2 separate regions of the Homo sapiens genome follow, and region 1 is linked to region 2. A link is an interaction called in ENCODE POLR2A ChIA-PET data of the cell type or tissue named here. Cell type or tissue: Panc1. All regions are shown on one strand. Links, peaks and the distances in the headings refer to the core of each region. The heading gives the core; the rest is flanking DNA. Region 1 overlaps KCNH3 (potassium voltage-gated channel subfamily H member 3). Region 2 holds the start of PRPH (peripherin).

Region 1 (5,362 bases), core at 124-5,123, 250 kb after region 2:
GAGCCCCCAACTCTAAACATTCTAAGTGGTCAATGAGCCAGACCAGTCCATGGGCCAGCAACTGTGTCCTACACCTGACCCGGAGCTAGGGTGTGTGGGCACACACCCATCATCTTCATGGGCCCCTCTTCTTTCGCAGGTGGTGGCCGGCGCCGATATGGCCGGGCACGATCCAAAGGCTTCAATGCCAACCGGCGGCGGAGCCGGGCCGTGCTCTACCACCTGTCCGGGCACCTGCAGAAGCAGCCCAAGGGCAAGCACAAGCTCAATAAGGTGGGCTCAGCCCTGGGATGTGTGGGAGAGGGGAGGGGCAGACGCAGAAGATGGGGAAGGGGAACCTGATCTACCACAGAGAGAATGTCCTAGGGGCCACCCAGGCCTTGCCAGCACTTTGGGGGTTGGGACTGAAGGAGGGAAGATCACATGCCTGATCCATCAGAAGAAAGTCCTGGCCTGGGAGGCAGATGGGCCTTGGTTCAATCCTGGCTCCTCCCCTAAGCAGCTGTGTGGCCAAAGCTAAGTCACTTAACTTTCCTGATCTTCAGTTTTCTGATCTATAAAATGGAGATGCTAATGCCATCTCGAAGCAGATGCTGCTTCGATAATGCAGGGATAGAAAGGAGGTGGATGCGGGTCCCAGACTCTATCCAAACTCAGCCTGTGCCAATATTCTTTCCTCTCTGCCTGGACCTGCCCTGCCTCACTCAGGGGGTGTTTGGGGAGAAACCAAACTTGCCTGAGTACAAAGTAGCCGCCATCCGGAAGTCGCCCTTCATCCTGTTGCACTGTGGGGCACTGAGAGCCACCTGGGATGGCTTCATCCTGCTCGCCACACTCTATGTGGCTGTCACTGTGCCCTACAGCGTGTGTGTGAGCACAGCACGGGAGCCCAGTGCCGCCCGCGGCCCGCCCAGCGTCTGTGACCTGGCCGTGGAGGTCCTCTTCATCCTTGGTGCGTGCACTCTGCCCCTTCCGCCCCACCCTTTGCTGGCGCCCTGGGGCTTTGCTGGGGATAGTCCACGTGGCTTCCAGGGTGCTACAGTGCCCCCCTCGCTCTCTCTCATTTGTAACCTGTGAGCTTTGAAATCAGACCTAGGTTCCAAACATCTGCCACTTAGAAGTTATATGACCTTGAGCTGGTCAAAGCCTCTCTGAGCCTCCATAAAATAGATTCCCCCTTTGTAAAATAGGCAAAATGATGTCTACCTGTTACAGTTACTGTGAGAACTAAGACGATGTATGGGAAGGGCCGGGGACAGTGTCAACTACTGAGAAAGTGAGCAGGTGTCCAGGCAAGAGTGGCTGCCCCCCCAGCCCCAGTGCTGACTCCCACCCGGATTCCCCACAGACATTGTGCTGAATTTCCGTACCACATTCGTGTCCAAGTCGGGCCAGGTGGTGTTTGCCCCAAAGTCCATTTGCCTCCACTACGTCACCACCTGGTTCCTGCTGGATGTCATCGCAGCGCTGCCCTTTGACCTGCTACATGCCTTCAAGGTCAACGTGGTCAGTGTGGCTGGGCTGGCTGGGTGGGTGGGCTTGGCCAGGGGACAGGCAGGGCCGGCCCGCTGACCTCCCTCCCTCCCTCCCTCCCTCCCCGCATCTCAGTACTTCGGGGCCCATCTGCTGAAGACGGTGCGCCTGCTGCGCCTGCTGCGCCTGCTTCCGCGGCTGGACCGGTACTCGCAGTACAGCGCCGTGGTGCTGACACTGCTCATGGCCGTGTTCGCCCTGCTCGCGCACTGGGTCGCCTGCGTCTGGTTTTACATTGGCCAGCGGGAGATCGAGAGCAGCGAATCCGAGCTGCCTGAGATTGGTACTGGAGGCTCCCTCTGCATGTGGTGGGGAGGGAGTTGTGTCAGAGGAGTGTGAGTGCCAGCGTGGGTGCAGATGTGTGGTGTCCCTACCTGTGCAAGTCTGCACGTGTGCAAATCAGAGAAGAGGGTGTGCAGGTGTGAGTGTGACAGCCACCACCACGTGACGGGCCTGTTCTCCAGCAGCTGGGCCTTGTGGAGAAAGCCCAAGGAGTCCCAGTCGCCCATCCAGGCCTCCTGTGGCCAAATGTTGGTCACATTCCTTAAACCCCTGCCCCGTTGGGAAGGCCAAGCAGGGAGCCACTGCCCTCCAGGGTTTCTCTGACACCCGGCACTCCCCACCCCTCCCCCCGCATCCTCTCTGAAGCTTGTCCCCACCACCTTGGCTTCCAAGGCCCCTGCCTTTCTCTTGTCACCTCCAGTCCACATTTCTTCTGTCATCTCTAGTCCACATTTCTCCCCGCTGCATCCTGCTCTCCCCTGGCCTAAAAAGCAGGCTTTCTGCGTCCCCAGCATCTTCACTCTCCTTCATGTCACCTCCTCTCCTTCCACAGCTCCTCTCTGCTCACCACCCACTCACATCTTAACTCCTGCTGGGAGGGCTTCCACCCCCACCTCTGCACCCAAAATGTCACCTGGAAGGTCACAGTGACCTTCTGGGACCAAACCCTCATCCTCCTTGAAGTCCCTGTATCACCTGACCCTGCCAACCATAGTTCCTCTCAGCTGTGGGTGATGCAGCCCTCAGCTGGCCTCCTCCCAGCTCCTCCAAGTTCCAGGGTCTCCAGACCTTTCCTCACAGCTCTCCCCCTTCACCTTGCTTTCCCTCGGCTATTCCACTGACACCGAGTGAGCATCTCAACTTCCACCCTTTCTCTAGCCAAACCATTCCATTCCAGCTGTTTTTAACTCTCGATGCGCCTCAGGTCCAAAATCAAACCTGACCTCTTCCTCCCCAGCCCTCCAGCCCTTTGTCAGCTTCCAGGTAACTGACATTTAGCCGGGTTTCCAGATGCAGGTGGCTTTTTTTTTTTTTTTTTTTTGAGCTGTCACTCAGGCTGGAGTACAGTGGCGTGATCTAGGCTCACTGCAAGCTCCGCCTCCTGGGTTCACGCCATTCTCCTGCCTCAGCCTCCCAGGTAGCTGGGACTACAGGCATCCGCCAGCACGCCGGCTAATTTTTTGTATTTTTAGTAGAGACAGGGTTTTACCATGTTAGCCAGGATGGTCTCGATCTCCTGACCTTGTGATCCACCTGCCTCGGCCTCCCAAAGTGCTGGGATTACAGGTGTGAGCCACCACACCCGGCAGGTGGCCTCGTATGACTGTCTGCTCCTTGGCAGAGTCACCAGGTGTCCAGATCAGCCTTAGAAACCCGGTCTGATCAGTTTCCTGGGAACTACAAGGCTCCTGTGAATCCTCTCTCCCTCTGCAAGCTCACAGGAGGCCTGTGTGTGTCACAGAGGACCCATTTGAAATTTTCCCCAAGTGCTCTCACTGCTGAGTAGGTGGAAACCAGGACACTCCGGGCAGTGACACCTCCTTGGTGCCTGCTATTCCCAGAGGAAGCCTGTGGTGTCAGCTGCTCTGGGGTCAGACGGCCACAAGATGGACAATGGTGAAACAAAGCCTGTCTCCACCACCCCCAAAGTGGGCTGAGACACCAAATCCCTAGGTCCACTCCCGCCCCCTGAAATGGGACCCAGACACCCTTGGTCTTGTGTCCACGAGACTCCTCTCTTCCAACCACCTCACAGGGGTTGCTGATCTGACATTAAGAAGACCTTCAGCTCCCAAGAATCTCTGAGCTCCACAGGATGGGCAAGGGTGGATCGACCCTTGCAGATACACATTATATTCTTTCACCCTTGACCCCTGAGTTCCAGGGTGGTTTCGTTCCATTTGAGCCGGTACTAGTCTACATTTAGAGACTTTACAAGTTCTTCACATCATCATCTCCTCTTTCTCCAGGGAATCTGCCCCCTAACTGGGTTGGCACCAAACCCAGACCTCTCCAAGTCCAGCCCTGGCAGGAGAGTTCCTTGCAGGGGGAGGTGAGGCTGAGGTGGGGGGGTGGGCAGCTGGCCCAGTTCAGTCTGGTGGGCAGCTCCTTCTCCAAGCTTCCTTGCCTGGGTTTCCTTTTCCACTGCCCATGATGTGGACAGAGTTCCTTCCCCAGGTTCCCACTAGCCCAGTGGAGGTGGGCTGGATTTTCACAAGACTGTGCTGAGTATTGAGGGAGAGAACTCAGAGCACTCCTTGGTGTGCGAGCCCCCAGCCTCCGGGACAGCTCCTGCTGGCCTGACCCCGCCCACCTGGAGGCACAATCCTGGCCCCAGCTTCAGGGGTTGCTGATGCCCCATGGCCAAGACTGAAAGATCAGAGGCCTCCCTGCCACCCTCCCCTGTGTCCTGCTGCTTCTCCCCACCTTCCCTATCCTGGGCATTTGGCTTTGGGTAGCTTCACCCTCAGAGGCCAACTAAACAGTGACTGTGAAGAGTTTTACGTACTCCAATTTTATTTTATTTTTTCTGGAGACAGTCTCACTCTGTCACCCAGGCTGGAGTGCAACGGCGCAATCTCGGCTCACTGCAACCTCCGCCTCCTGTGTTCAAGCAATTCTTCTGCCTCAGTCTCCCGAGTAGCTGGGATTACAGGCATGCGCCACCATGCCTGGCTAATTTTTATATTTTTAGTAGAGATGGGGTTTCACCATGTTGGTCACGCTGGTCTCGAACTCCTGACCTTGTGATCTGCCCACCTCGACCTCCCAAAGTGCTGGGATTACATGCATGAGCCACTGCACCCAACCATGTACTCCACTGCATTCTTATGGCACATCTCAGATAATGGGAAGGTGAGCCCCCACCTTGGTGCAGGTCTTAGTACATCCTCCTAAATTCCTTAGCCTGGAATGTAATGCCCTCAGTGTTAACCCCACATTCTAGCCAAACTCAGCTACTTGCCTGTACTTGTCTTAAAATATCAGTCTCCAGGTTTGGCTCGTGCCTGTCCCTCCACCAGGAATGACCCCCTCAGTTTCTTTGTATCAAAACCCTACTACCCTTTGAAACCAAGCACAAATGTCCCTTCTTCCAGAAGCCTTCTAGCCCTAGCCCATGGCACTTGGTTCGAGCCCCCCTCCCTTCCTGCCGTGTGGCACCTCTGAGATGTAGTTCTGGCCCTATGTCACCTGCCCTTCTGAACTGGAGCCCTCAGGGAGCTCCTGTGGGGCCCCCAGCTCCTGGCACACAGTGTGTGAGGTTGCTGAATGAATGAGTGGGTGGATGACAAGTGTGTGCGGGCCACAGGACCCATATGCCTGAAGTGTTGGGGAGAGTCTGGAGTAGGGGGTCTGTGCTGAGGTGGGAGGAGCAGGGCACAAGTGGAGAGGTGGGGTCCAACTGCATCCTGTGACCCCAAGCCACAGCCACACATACCCTCTGCCTCACCATTCTAGATCAGCCAATCCGCCCTCTCTCCCTTGCACCCCATGGCCCCCAGCTCTGCCAGGACCTCTGTGGATCTTGGGATCCCCCATCCAACAC
Region 2 (5,362 bases), core at 219-5,218:
TCGGCTCACTGCAAGCTCCGCCTCCCGGGTTCACGCCATTCTCCTGCCTCAGCCTCCTGAGTAGCTGGGACTACAGGCGCTCGCCACCATGCCGGTTTACTTTTTTGTATTTTTAGTAGAGACGGGGTTTCACCGTGTTAGCCAGGATGGTCTCGATCTGACCTCATGATCTGCCCGCCTCGGCCTCCCAACGTGCTGGGATTACAGGCGTGAGCCACAGCGCCTGGCTGGTTATTTATTTATTTATTTTGAGATAGGATCTCAGTCACTGGGGCTGGAGTACAGTGGTGTAGTCACAGTTCACAGCAGCCTTGACCTCCTGGGCTCAGGTGAGCCTCCCACCTCAGCCTTCCAAGTAGCTGGGACTACAGGTGTATGCCACCATGCCTGGCTAATTTTTGTGTGTTTTGTAGAGATGGGGTTTCTCCATGTTGCCCAGGACTGGTCTTGAACTTCTAGGATCAAGCGATCTGCCTGCTTTGGCCTCCCAAAGTGCTGGGATTACAGGTGCGAGCCACTTCGCCTGGCCTGGAGTGGAGGTTTGTGTCAATCCTAGACCCGGAGAGGCAGAGACCCCAGCTGACAGATGCAAGTATTAGGGATGTGCTGAAGCAGAGGGTAAGGCTGGGAGGAGCTTAGCATGTCTTTTTTTTTTTTTTTTTTTTTTTTTTTTGAGACAGAGTCTCACTCTGTCGCCCAGGCTGGAGTGAAGTGGCGCGATCTTGGCTCACTGCAACCTCTGCCTCCCGGGTTCAATAGATTCTCCTTCCTCAGCCTCCCAAGTAGCTGGGATTACCGGCGTATGCTACCACGCCCGGCTAATTTGTTTGTTTGTTTTTTGAGATGGAGTCTCGCTCTGTCACCCAGGCTGGAGTGCAGTGGCGCGATCTCCGCTCACTGCAAGCTCCACCTCCTGGGTTCACACCATTCTCCTGCCTCAGCCTCTCCAGTAGCTGGGACTACAGGTGCCCGCCACCACGCCCGGCTAATTTTTTGTATTTTTAGTAGAGACAGGGTTTCACCATGTTAGCCAGGATGGTCTTGATCTCCTGACCTTGTGATCCGCCCGCCTCAGCCTCCCAAAGTGCTGGGATTACAGGCGTAAACCACTGTGCTCCACTGGCATGTCTTTGTTCTATGACTGTTCTTTGGCCAGCCATGGATCTCTTTACTCTCCCAATCTCCCACTCTCTCTTGCCTACATGCCCTCCTAATCCAGCTTTGAGCCCGTGGCCTGACATTTAATAGCACTCTTGGCCAGGCGTGGTGGCTCACGCCTGTAATCCCAGCTCTTTGGGAGGCCGAGGCAGGCGGACCATTTGAGATCAGGAGTTCGAGACCAGCTTGACCTACATAATGAAACCCCGTCTCTACTAAAGTACAAAAATTAGCCAGGCATGGTGGCAGGTACCTGTAATCCCAGCTACTCGGGAGGCTGAGGCAGGAGAATCGCTTGATCCCAGGAGGTGGAGGTTGCAGTGAGCTGAGATCATGCCACTGCACTCCAGCCTGGGCAACAGAGCAAGACTCTCTCTCAAAAAAAATTTAATTTAATTTAATTTAAAAATAGCACTCTTGCCAGTAACCTAAACTTCGTTACTCACCTTCCCTGCAAACCCCTGAACACATGCAATAGTTGTTTCTCTTCCAGCCTTCATCAGAGCAGCCAAGGGAGGCAGGAGGAGGAGGAGCGATGAGAATACTGGCAAATACTTCTACAGCATGTACTAGGTGCCAAGCACAAGTGCTTTACAGAGGGTAACTCGTTTAATCCTCCCAACACCATGAGGTAAGTACTGTTATTATCATTCCCATTTGTGGATAAAGAAAATGGGGTGGCCAGGCGCGGTGGCTTATGCCTGTAATCCCAGCACTTTGGGAGGCCGAGACAGGTGGATCACGGTCAGGAGATCGAGACCATCCTAGCTAACATGGTGAAGCACCGTCTCTACCAAAAATATGAAAAAATTAGCCGGGCGTGGTAGCAGGCGCCAGTCATCCCAGCTACTCAGGAGGCTGAGGCAGGAGAATGGCGTGAACCCGGGAGGCGGAGCTTGCAGTGAGCTGAGATCGTGCCACTGCACTCCAGCCTGGGCGACAGAGCGAGACTATGTCTCAAAAAAAAAAAAAGGAAGAAAAAAGAAAGAAAGAGAGAAAGAAAGAAAGAAAGAAAATGGGGTGAACAGAGGTTAAGTCACTCAGAAAACCCAAAGCACACAGCTAATTAAGGTGAGCAGCCATGAATGAACCTGCACCATCTGCCCAGAGTCCCGGTCCACCAGGGGAGGATGAGGCCAGGGAGGACTTGGCTTCTTCCGCCTTGGGTCCAAGCACTACTTTCAGCAACCAGGGGCACAGTCCAAAAGAAGCCCAGACTCTCACTGCTCTTGGGGCTGACATTATCACTCTGGAGGTTAATAATAATAGCAATAATAAAACCAGCTTCCATTTTCAGGCTTTAAGATGTGTGTCCTAAGCACTTCACATGTATTTATTTATTCCTTTAGTCCTCCCAACAACACTATGAGGTAGAAGCTACAGTTAGTTATCTCCCTTTTCTTGAGGGACATGAAGGGACGTAGTGACGAGCCTAAATTCTACAACAGAGTGGTGGATCAGATGGGAAGTGTGGCAGCTGGATGCCAGAGCCCGGCTCTTAACCCAGACTCTTTGCCTACCTTTGCTCCGCCTGGAGTTGCTGGCCTGCTCCTTCTGCTTTAGGGGAGGAGCCTCTTCTGCCTGGCAGTTCCCCACCCAGGCCTGATCCACAGCTCCAGAGCCCTGCTGTGGCAGCCCTCTGTCCCTTCTCCTCCGAGGCATGTAGGTGGCCAGCGGAGCCCTTAAGCAGGGTGAGGACGGGAACTCCATCTGGAACTCCCCAGGCCCAGCTGCAGCCCCAGCAGCCTCTACTCTCAGAGGCTTGGGTCCCCCACTAGTGCCCTGTAGACAGGGCCTGAGCTGGTCCTCCCCAGGCCTTGCCCGCCTCTCCTGATGCAGAGCTGGCTCCCTGCTCCTGGAGGGTGGGGCCAAATCCGGGATAGATGGGGCTCCAGGCCAACAGCAGCTGGGGCTCAGTGCCCAGGACTGCGGCAGGAAGCACCAAGGCTTCCCTAGCCCCTCCTCACACCCACCAAGCCTCCCGGCCCTATCCCGGGTGGGACCCTACCCCTCCCAATTCCCAGGAGTTAGGGGAGGCCAAGCTGTCATTTATTCGTCCTGTCCCATCTCTCCCTTCCTCCCGCTTCCCACTCCCCTGGCAACCAAACCAGACCCATCAAGGAGAAGGAACTGGCAGCTGTGCAGGGAGAGACTAATGGCCCGGAAGGAAGGAGGGGCCTGGAAAGGAGACGAAGGCGGTAGGGACGTGAGCAGGGCGTTGGCCCTGGCCCATCTCACAGGACGCACAAAGGGGGGAGGGGGCTGCTGCCCTGCAATACTGAGGAGCTGGCCAGCCAGGGAGCCGCCCTCCTTACCCCCAGCCAGATATCCAGGCAGGAACCTGAAACCTGCTTCCCCAGATGCACTCTCTTGTCCTCAGGTCCCATCTGAGGCAGACCTGTCTCACAGGACAGCGCTGGAGTCCCCAGCAGCAGCAGCAGCCCCAGCCCTATGGTTCCTGGCAAACCCAGCAGACCTCAGCAACCCGGCTCCTGCAGACCATCCGAGCTGCCTCTGTCCACTCCTGGGCAGGTTGTGCTTGCATTCTGGAAGCTGTTTGACATACAAAGGCCAGATATCAGCCTTCTCGCTAACTCTGGAGTAGGGGAGGGTGTGGTGGGATGTGTGATTGTGTGTGTATGTGTGTGTATGTAGTGTGTGTGCGCATAGATATACAAAGCTGTGTGTATGCATCTGTTTGCGTGCGCAGGTTTGTGGACCTGTTCTGGGGCCTTCTCTCTTTCAGACTGCTGGGGATGGGCACTTTCTCTTTCCCCATCTCTTCCCCATCCAGCCCCACCCATCCCTGGTACCTGCAACTCATCAATACTGGAAACCAGCTCCTGCCAGTCCATCCATCTCTCAGCCTTGGCAGCCGCTGTTGCCCCTCAGCCCCCTCCCCTTCCTACCTCAGGAATCACTCTGGTTCCTGTAAAGCCCATGACTGAGCAGCAATTGGTGTGGGGTTGGGGGGAGGGAGAATCCAGTAAACCAAGACAGAATACAAAAGGCCCACTTAGCCCAGCCCGTGGCATGGGGCAGACCCTCCCGAGTGGGATCCAGAGCTGGGTCCAGCCACCCTCAGCCCCCTATGATGTACCCACCTCATTGGGGCTTGTTGCGGGGTAGGTCTAGGTTTGGGGGCTGTGTCTTTAAGGCTGAAACATCAGCAGACAACCTCTGCTGGGCCGTCTTCAGGGGAGGGGGAGGGGGGCTGGTCAGCCCATTAGCAGCAGAGCTGGCGCCAGGCACCAGCCCTTCACAGGGCCCTGGGGATTAGGGAGAGTAGCTCTTCCCCAGCCCGATCTGCCTCTGCGCCCCTGTCTCCTATTCCTCTCTGGGTGTGGTGAAGGAGGGGTAGCTGACAGCAGGTGAAAATAGAGCCTGGCCTTCAGGGGGCAAGTCAAGGCACTAGCTATGGGGCCTAAGCCAGGTCAACTCTCCCTCCAGCTGGCCTCCTCCCTACTCCTGTGCCAGAAGCCTGCCCTTTAACTTCAGGTCCTTCTACCTCGCAATTTTCAGGGACTCTAGTTCAAGTCAGGCCTTCCTACCCTAGGTTCTAGCTTTGGGTGCTTGTTGGGAGGAAGTGACCCCCACCCCAGCGGCAACAGGGGGCAATCAAGTGGGTAGAGGCCTGCAACCAGGGAAGGGAGGGGAAGGCGCTCCTGCTGTTCCGCAGGGGTGGGGCATCCCCCTCCCCATACAACCCCCCTCCAGCGGGCCATCAGGCCAGTGGGAGGAGCTGCCCGTGCCCCCCCTGAGACCGCAGGGCTATAAAGCCGCCTCGCAGCGGTCTGCGGCTCCTTCCCAGCCCCCGGCCTAGCTCTGCGAACGGTGACTGCCCATCCTTGGCCGCAATGAGCCACCACCCGTCGGGCCTCCGGGCCGGCTTCAGCTCCACCTCATACCGCCGTACCTTCGGTCCACCGCCCTCACTATCCCCCGGGGCCTTCTCCTACTCGTCCAGCTCCCGCTTCTCCAGCAGCCGCCTGCTGGGCTCCGCGTCCCCGAGCTCCTCGGTGCGCCTGGGCAGCTTCCGTAGCCCCCGAGCGGGAGCGGGCGCCCTCCTGCGCCTGCCCTCGGAGCGCCTCGACTTCTCCATGGCCGAGGCCCTCAACCAGGAGTTCCTGGCCACGCGCAGCAACGAGAAGCAGGAGCTGCAGGAGCTCAACGACCGCTTCGCCAACTTCATCGAGAAGGTACG

Evidence for each region. Peaks named below come from ENCODE experiments on the same cell type or tissue, not always from the same donor. Only the 100,000 strongest peaks of a DNase experiment are listed, where the experiment ranks them.
Region 1: POLR2A ChIA-PET joins it to region 2 with 21 read pairs; 6 of 35 experiments call an interaction of 5 or more read pairs at or near these places.

What each region holds. Positions count from the first base shown.
Region 1 is chr12:49,542,567-49,547,928 of GRCh38, forward strand. KCNH3 (potassium voltage-gated channel subfamily H member 3) reads left to right here. Exons shown (of 15, transcript NM_012284.3): 4 at 140-273; 5 at 709-952; 6 at 1,349-1,506; 7 at 1,609-1,816. Among named protein-coding and RNA genes, the nearest start is that of KCNH3, 6.2 kb to the left of the region's middle. RefSeq lists enhancers at 1-1,093, 440-1,353, 4,981-5,362. In Panc1, for the core only: no CTCF peak of the experiment used is centred there; no DNase peak of the experiment used is centred there.
Region 2 is chr12:49,290,186-49,295,547 of GRCh38, forward strand. PRPH (peripherin) reads left to right here and starts at 4,962. Exons shown (of 9, transcript NM_006262.4): 1 at 4,962-5,362. The coding sequence starts at 5,016. It overlaps TROAP-AS1 (TROAP and PRPH antisense RNA 1), which reads right to left. Exons shown (of 8, transcript NR_120449.1): 6 at 5,075-5,362; 7 at 4,263-4,350; 8 at 2,446-3,711. RefSeq lists enhancers at 2,454-3,217, 3,218-3,980, 4,060-4,977, 4,978-5,362. In Panc1, for the core only: no CTCF peak of the experiment used is centred there; no DNase peak of the experiment used is centred there.